2 separate regions of the Mus musculus genome follow, and region 2 is linked to region 1. A link is a contact called in ENCODE Hi-C or POLR2A ChIA-PET data. All regions are on one chromosome and are shown on one strand. The core of a region is the stretch at or near the end of the contact, and the rest is flanking DNA. Distances in the headings are between cores, read along the strand shown.

Region 1 (4,323 bases), core at 818-3,317:
CCCCCACCCAAGTGTTGGGATTACAGGCATGTAGCACCACACCCTGCCTCTACAGGTTCTCTGAAGGACAGCAGGTAGCTACTGAGTTGACACCAAGTGGTCTCTGGTGAAGACATGGCTCTGGCTGTGGGAAAAGGCTATATAGTTTTGTTGTCTCAGTCCAGAGCTCAGGCTGACCTTCAACCCACTGATTTTCGTGCATCAGCTTCTCAAAAACTACAGACAGGAGCCACCACAGCCAGCTTCAGATATGTCCTGACACCACTAACGGGCTGGTCAGCTGACTGTCCTCCACTGTACTTCTGTTAGAAGGAGACCACTCTCATCTGGACATCTTAGTGGACAGGGTTGGTCTGTCTGCTCTGGGTGCTGGGCCACACACTAGGTCCATCTCAGTGTTAACTAGTCACTCAACTAACTCTGATGGACTGTCTTTGTTTCTACCTATGGCCATTGGGCACCCGAGAGAGGTTAAATCAACTTCAGATCTGGTGTTAACTAGTTAATTTTACGTGGCTACTGGCTTCCTTTCAAGCCAGCACCAGCCTAAATCATATACTTCTATGCTTAGAAACTAAACTGTAGACCCCGCCTCTCCCAAGCACAATTGTATTTTTAAAAGGCAGAAATCAAACACTTCAAGAACTTCTCTTAAATGTATTTAATAAGACATATCAAGTTATGTACAATATATGACTGAGGCCTAGACAGTGTGTGTGTAATCATATAAATAAGATATATACCCTAACAAGGCTCAAAAGGCTACAAGAGGAAGAAATGATGTTAAGGTTGTGGTTATAAAATCATGAAAGGATTTATGCGAGTGTCACGTTTAGGTCGGAAATGACAGTTGCTTTATCAGATAAAGTTAGAACAAGAAGTCAGTCAAGGAAAAAGCAAGAGGTACCAGGATAGCATTCTAACGTAGCAACGCAGTTACAGACTAGGGGTACGCAGAGCTGGTACTTGGCAGGGAACCTCATGTTTCACCTGAACACGTGAAAGACAGTTTGATAAGAGAAAATGAGTATACAAGACTAAGAGACCTTAAGTGAAAGGTCTAATTGTAAGGCACAGGGGACCTGAATTCTACAGATTTAGCCTTCCAACTCAGTAAAGACAGGGAAGAGAGCAAAAGTTAAAGGAAGCATTCCTGACCTGAATTCTGAGCTCTCCCACTTCCAGGGGGTCACAGCCGAGATTAAAAGCCAGAGTGGCGGGCAGAAACACCAGTCCGTCAGCGAGTGGCTCTCCCGGCTGCTGCCCGGAGTTGGGTCCCAGTCTCTCAGACAGCTCCCAGCGCGGTTCTAGAACCTGGACTTGAGCCAAGCGCGGCTGCGAGGAGTTGGGTAACTCTGCGACCTGGGCCACCCAGACCCATTCGCCCTGGAAGAGTCCGAGACTCCGGAGACAGCTCCGGCTCACACCCAGCGCATCTCCAGTCCCTCCCAGAACCCCTCGGAGTCGCCGGACCGAGTGGGAAGCTGCAAAGGACGACACTACGGGCGGGGGCGGGGGATGGCTGTGATCCCGACTCTCCTGGCCCAGTTTGGCCCGCCCGCGGAGCTCAGTCACGGCCAGCCGTGTCCCCGGGCCCAGCAACCCCTGCAGGGCCGGTCGCGTCTCCAACACTCGCGATCCGGGCACGGGGAGGGTCTCCCCGCGGCGCACCAACAGCGGCCCGACTCGAGGCCCTAGCCCGGGTCCCGGAGCCGTGGCAAGCAACGCCCAGCCCAGGGCCGGGGGACGCCGCACAAGCCGCGCTCGTACTCGCGCCCCGGGCCCCAGCGCTAGGACCCGCAGCAGCGCGCGGCTCACCAGCAGCGGCGGAGGCCCCGGCCCGCGCTGCTCGCCCTGGGCGCCGGACCCTTCCACGGCCGCCACGAGCAGCGCGGGCTTCGCGGGACTCTCGCTCGCCGGCCGCAGTGCCAGCACCAGCCCCAGCCCCGTCGCTGGCCACGGGCCCCCGGGAGGCAACAGCACCGCCAACGGTGGTGTCTCCGTCGGGAAGGGGTCCAGGACGCGCAGGACAGCCAACGCCATGGCGAAGGAGAAGGAAACCACTCCACTTCCGGAAATAGGGGGCGGAAAAAGTCCGGGGCAAGAGAGGCGTTTCCGCTTCCGGTAGGAAAGTGGGCGGGGTGCCGATGGCCAAGTCGGCCCCTGAGAAGATGCACAGGGGTGGGGGGGAGCCTGGCTTGACGACCGCCTCCGTTGTTGTCGACGCACGCGCCCTTTGAAACTCAGTGGAGGAGCATTTTTACAATTCTGTAGGGCAAGTAGCGTCCTCTCGACCTTCATGCCCCATAACTTGAACTCAGTATTTAACTGACCAAGAGTAATCGGTGTGGGCCAGGCGGTGGTGGCGCACGCCTTTAATCCCAGCACTTGGGAGGCAGAGGCAGGTGGATTTCTGAGTTTAAGGCCAGCCTGTCTACAGAGTGAGTTCCAGGACAGCCAGTACTACACAGAGAAACCCTGTCTCGAAAAACAAAACAAAACAAACAAACAAAAAAGAATAATTGGTGTGAAAAGAAGGATGGGGTTTGGGGAGATGGCTTAGTGGTTAAGAGCACCGACTGCTCTTCCAAAGGTTCTGAGTTCAAATCCTAGGAACCACATAGCGGCTCACAACCATCCGTAATGAGATCTGATGCCCTCTTCTGGGGTGTCTGAAGACAGCTACAGTGTACGGACTTACATAAAATAAATAAATCTTTAAAAACAAAGAAAAGTGGAAAAAGTCCATTTTCCTGAGGATGTCTTAGTTTGTCCTGCTCAGCTGTAGGCACAGCGTCTTGAGGGTTACCGGGAACGTTGTAAGGGGGATGGTGGGATAAAACTGCCCCAGCCATGCTTATGCCAATCTATTTATGCAGCGGCTGCTGGCTGAATTAATGCATGGGATTCATGTAGCCCTGTTGCTTGGTGTTGCCACACTTCTCCCAACACACCCTCCTTAAAGCTCATGTTCCAGTGCCTTGGGTCCTTCACGTTCTCTGTCCTACTCCGATCTAACTTGAAGCTTGAACAGTTTACCTAATTCTAGGAGAGCTATAGGAGAGAAGGCGACAGAGAAGGAAAGGGTTGAAGGCTTCTGTGATGGGAACTGAGCCAATAGCCTTAGTTACTTAGATTTCGTCTTTGTCTTTACTCTTTCTTTTTTATGATTTATTTATTTAAAATTTGTACGTGCACTGCTGTTTTGTCTGTACGTATGTCTATGTGAGGGTGTCAGATCCCCTGGAACTGGAGTTATAGACACTTGTGAGTGACAGGTGGGTACTGGGAATAAAACCTGGGCCTGCTGGTAGAGCAGTTAGTGCTCTTAACAGCTGAGCCATCTCTCCAACTGCCCCCCTCCAGAAGTCTCCTTTGTAATTAACAGATACAGGTTTTTGTGAAATACATTTAATCAATATATTGGATTGTGGCTATTCCCCTTTTCTGGACCTTGTATTTTTTTTCCAGTTACTGTCAGACTGTCTCCTTTACAGTCGAACCTTTTGAGATAGTCTTCTATTTTGTATAGTATACATTCTGGAACAATTTGGACATCAGATATCAGAAAGTTTGAGTATTGACTACATGTATTAAGGTATCTTTATCCCCAGAAGATGAGAAAATATTTAGATTTCTGATTTTAGCTCCTGGAAATACCTTAGGTCATGAACCTGAAATTGGCCTGGAGATGTAGTTCAGTTGGTAGGGTGCTTGTCTGGCATGCTGTTGCCCTGAGTTTGATCTCAAGCACTTTATAAAGCCAAGTGTGGTTGGTTTGATAGACTCCTGTCTTCCTAGCAACAAGGTAGGTAGAGGCAACAGCTACGTGGTAAATTTGGAGCCAGCCTAGGATACATGAGAACTTGTCTCAATGGAATTGTCCAATCTTTTTGTTGTATTTCGTCTTTTTGTACATGCGTGTGTTCGTGTGTATTTGTGTAATTGCACATACGTGATAAAACTTTTCCTGGGGAGATTCAACACAAGTTTTCCCACCCCAGATAGGGATCCCAGGGCAGACCAAAACATAAATACCAGCCTGGTCTACAGAATGAGTTCCAGGACAGCCAGGGCTACACAGAGAAACCCAGTCTCAAAAAACCAAAAAATAATCAACCAAACCAAAAAAAAAAACAAAAAACAAAAAACAAAACCAAAAAAACATAAAGACCAACTAAGTCCAACTTGATGAACCAATGCACTTTATTGGAGTTAATTATAGAAATGTGGGTGAGGGGTCACTCACAGGAGCAGAAATGACTCAAAGCTGCATTAGCAAAGCCCACCCCAGTGTGGGTGACAGCTCACAAAGCTTGGAAC
Region 2 (4,323 bases), core at 1,289-3,788, 41 kb before region 1:
GTGTGTCTGTGGACGTGAGAGTAGGTGCCCATGGAAGCCAGAGGTGGAGTTGGAGTTATAGATGGTTGTGAGCCACTTAATGTGGGTGTTGGGTACCCAATAACTCTGTAAGAGATGAACCTCTGATCTGCAAGCCATCTCCAGTAAAGTGTTTTCCTTTATAAGAGTTGCCTTGGTCACGGTGTCTGTTCACAGCAGCAAAACCCTAATGAAGACAGCAAACCTCTGTAGCTCCTGGCTCCTTGCTGATGTTGCCGATTCCTTGTATCAGTCTTCCTTTCTTCCTCCTTTCTCTCCTTCCTTCTTCCTCTCCCTTCTCCATCCTTCTTCCCTCTCCTACCCTTTGTCCTCTTCTGCATTTTCTTCTACTTCTGCTTCTTCAAGACTGAATCTTGCTACATCGGTCTGGCTGGCCTCAAACTCACAGAGAGCTTCTTGCCTCTGCCTCCTGAGTGCTGAATATCCATATACGTAGTAGAGAGGCAGGGTCTCTTCATTTGAACTTTGAATTCTTAACTAAATCTAGAGCGTCTGTGCCTTGGTCATGGTGTCTGTTCACAGCAGCAAAACCCAGCCCCCCCCCCCCTGCTCCCCTATGGCCTGGCCACTCTCCTGCCTCAAAAGGCTGAGAATGGGTGTGTGGGTGTTATGGCCCTTAGAGGAGTTTGAGGGATGGGGCTTACTGACACAACTGCTTTAAACTAGACACCACTGACTACAAAGGACAGGCTGGGCATGGAAGTCTTCGTAAGGGCAGCAAATCCACCCAGACCTGGAAAGAAACTCAATGGAAACGGAGCTTTCTGGACAACGCTGCAGTTGCTAACAGCTTCCCAGAGTTGAGCTCAAGGCAGTTTAAAGGAAACCTGAGGAGTCAGAGAGTCCCCCTAGGACCAAGGCTGGCCTTGAACTCTTCATCCTTCTGCTTCTCCCAAAAGCTATGGTCTTTCTTTCTGCCTTCACCTTCTCTGGTGTGATGGAGCCGCACCATCCCACCTGACTGATATTGCCCACTTTTTATCTCCTGCCAGATTGAGTCCAGAACCTCATGCACACGAGGCAGCCCCTCTGTAGCTAAGGAAGGTCTGTGTTCAGCCAGGGAGCCCTCAGCAAGGATCTCTTAGCTCAAGTCCCCTGATGCTGCAGAGGCAGGAGAGAAGTGTAAATGTCCAATGCCAGGTTCCTGCCTTTTAGGAGCTCAGAATCCAAACAAATAACAAAAGAGATTGGAATACCATACAAAAAATGCTGGGATGTTTATCCATCTGTCCCACATACTTCAAGGTGGTTTTGTTTTGTTTTGTAGATATGGCCTCAAGTAGCTCAGGCTATATCTCCCTCCCCCTCACTATATAGCCAATGACAGGTTTATGCCAGCCTGGAGATGGATCACCAGGGATTTGCACATGGTAGTCAAGTGCTAGGCAAAGATCTCCCAGTGAGCAACATCCCTAAAACTAGGGATTTCTTTTTTAATTCCATTAATTCATGAATTATTGATTTGAGCTTCCCAACAGGCAAACCTCGAGATGTAGGAGGATCACTCTTTGTTTGTTTTTCGAGACAGAGTTTCTCTGTGCAGCCCTGGCTGTCCTGGAACTCACTTTGTAGACCAGGCTGGCCTCGAACTCAGAAATCTGCCTGCCTCTGCCTCCCGAGTGCTGGGATTAAAGTCGTGTGACCATGCCCGGCTAAGAGGATCACTCTTATCTGTTTATTAATCTAGTTTTCATAAGGAGAAACGCAATTACTGGATATCTGGGCTGTTGTGAGGCCCTAAGTATCTATTCGAGTGAGTGGCTGCAATAATAAGCCTTAAAAGCCGGTGTCTAGTGAGTGCTTGCAACTTTATAAAGAAAGCCATGGTTAGGGTTGATGAGTTAGGTTAGTGACTAAAGAGGGCCACCATTAAGCCTTAAGGATCCAAGTTTGAGGTCCAGAACCAACATGGTGGAAGGAGGCAACTGATTCCAGTCGTCTTCCAACCCAAAATAAATATATAAAGACTTTTTTATTAACACCTTAATGGGGGTGGGGGTGCGGGGAGAGGACCACGAGGCCCGGTGTGGAGGTGCACTTAGAGGCAGCTGGATTTCTGAATTCGAGGCCGGCCTGGTCCACGCAGTAAATTCCAGGACAGCCAAGGATACAAAGAAACCCTGTCTCGAAGAACAAAAGACAGAAAACAAGAAACAAAACCATGAAAGATAGTCCGTTATCCAGGGCTAGAATGCCCAAGGCTGGTTCATCCAAGGTATGATGAAGGTTCACCCGCTAGGAACTGATGCTCCAGCTACTGAGCCTCCTTTAGCTGGCAGTGATATCGCTATAGGGCGCCAAAGCCACCATCCGCTCTCTGATTGGCTGAGATGGGAAAAAAAAAAGATAGTTCCTCTCATTGGCTATAAAGCAGACGCCGAGCGAACCCATTGGTTGCGTCGCCCGCGGGCCTTGGTCGGTTTCGCAAGCCGCTAGAGGCTACCGGGCGTGGGGCGGGCCGGAGCTCGCCGTTGCCGTGGTTACCCAGAGGCACGTGCGCAGTCCCGGAAGCGGCCGGGGGAAGCTGCTCCGCGCGCGCTGCCGGAGGAAGCGCCGCCGGGTCCGCTCTGCTCTGGGTCCGGCTGGGCCATGGAGTCCATGTCTGAGCTCGCGCCCCGCTGCCTCTTATTTCCTTTGCTGCTGCTGCTTCCGCTGCTGCTCCTTCCTGCCCCGAAGCTAGGCCCGAGTCCCGCCGGGGCTGAGGAGACCGACTGGGTGCGATTGCCCAGCAAATGCGAAGGTGAGGGGGCGGGGCCGCGGGGCGTAGCCAAGCCCGAGGGGCGGGAGGGGGCGGGGCCTGTGGGAAGGGTCTGGGCCTGGCAGGACCTGGGCTGGGGTCTCCTTGGCCCTGCTGTGTGCTTTGCGGCAATGCTGGGTGCTGTGACTCTCGGATAACCTGGAGATCCCTGCTTTTGGGCGAATCCGGGGGTAGTTGCTCATCAAGACTAGAGGTGGGGGTGGAGGGAAGGCTTCATACAGGAAGCCTGCTGCGAAATGAAGAGTTGGCCAGGGAAAGCATGGCGTGCAGAGGAACTCACTCCGCAGAAACCACAGAAACAGAGGCAGATGAGGAGGCCCTGCCGGCCTAGAAGCCAGAGGGCGAATTTGAGGAACTGAAAAGGTCCATATGACGTAGAAAAGGGAACCTGAAAATTTTCCCGTGGTGCTTTCACTACAACCTAATTTGTGTATGGTTTTGGCTTCTTGAGAACAGGTACTGAGTTGCAAATATTTATTGGCAGACCAAAAAAAAAAAGGGGGGGGGCTTTACATAGGATTATATGGAGGGGCGGTGAGTGTATGTGGAGAGAAGAGACTCACACTCAAAGGATCAAGAGGTCACTTTTTTGAAAGCATCGAGCGCAGAGGAGACTGAAGTGAAGGAGGTAGATTTTAAAAATCGAAGGACAAGGAACTGAGACCTCTCTTTTGCCCTGCTCATCATTGCTCAGTTTCCTCTCAGACCTTTGCAGCCATCGACCTTCTTTCTAAGTCCTCGAAGGCCCCCCTCCCCCGAGTATTCTGGATATCCATTTTATGCACCAAGCAGATGTACACAGGCCAGATGTTCCCTAAGCACTGGATGCTGGGCTGGTGGTTTGGGACACATTAATCCTCCCATTTGAGCTGTTAAATGTGTGGCGAATGGGGGCAGGGGACTCGGCTCAGTGGGTAGAGTGATTGCCAGAGGATCTGAGTTCAGATCCCCAAGACAGATATAAAAAGCCAGACGCTGCAATGTTTGTGCACCCCTGATCCCCGCACCTCCGCACCTAAAGAGATGCACAGGAGACCAGCCAGTCCAACCAAATGATCACGCTCCAGGTTCAAGTGAGAAACCTTGTCTGAAAAACAAAAGATGAAGAACAGTATCAGAAAGGAACTCTGGCCTCCATGTGCATATCCACATATCCACACACGTGTGTGCACACACACACTGTAACTACATAGGACTTTTTGTTTTTAAGTGAGACTCCCTAGAGTTAATGTGAGTTCACTGGAAGATACCTGTTAAAAGGTCTCACCTGTTCTAGGATGGTCCCTTACCTCCCCACCAGTCCTGGGCTTTTGTTTTCTTTGTTTTGTTTCTTTTCTTTTCTTTTACTCTTTCAAGACAAGGTTTCTCTGTGTAGCCCTGGCAATCCTGGAACTTGCATTGCAGACCAGGCTGGCCTCAATCTCAGAAATCTGCCTGCCTCTGCTTTCCAAGTGCTGGGATTAAAGGCGTGCGCCACCACTGCCCGGCTTCTTTTAAAGTTTTGTAAGGTTTTTATTTATGTATTT

The links. Hi-C counts contacts between places; a loop is a spot of excess contacts on that map. ChIA-PET counts read pairs that join two places held with the same protein, here RNA polymerase II (POLR2A).
Region 2: a map of heart shows a loop between it and region 1 (2.4-fold over the local background). The contact joins the promoter of Cnpy3 here to the promoter of Pex6 in region 1. A Hi-C loop is called at or near these places in 2 of 37 maps with a recorded cell type or tissue (heart and regulatory T cell). POLR2A ChIA-PET finds 5 or more read pairs at or near these places in 3 of 5 experiments (Patski and embryonic stem cell).

What each region holds. Positions count from the first base shown.
Region 1 is chr17:46,709,220-46,713,542 of GRCm38, reverse strand. It overlaps Pex6 (peroxisomal biogenesis factor 6), which reads right to left and starts at 2,067. Exons shown (of 17, transcript NM_145488.2): 1 at 1,159-2,067. The coding sequence starts at 2,043. Gm52314 (a long non-coding RNA gene) reads right to left here. Exons shown (of 2, transcript XR_003952400.1): 2 at 4,189-4,323.
Region 2 is chr17:46,750,429-46,754,751 of GRCm38, reverse strand. It overlaps Cnpy3 (canopy FGF signaling regulator 3), which reads left to right and starts at 2,538. Exons shown (of 6, transcript NM_028065.4): 1 at 2,538-2,779. The coding sequence starts at 2,629.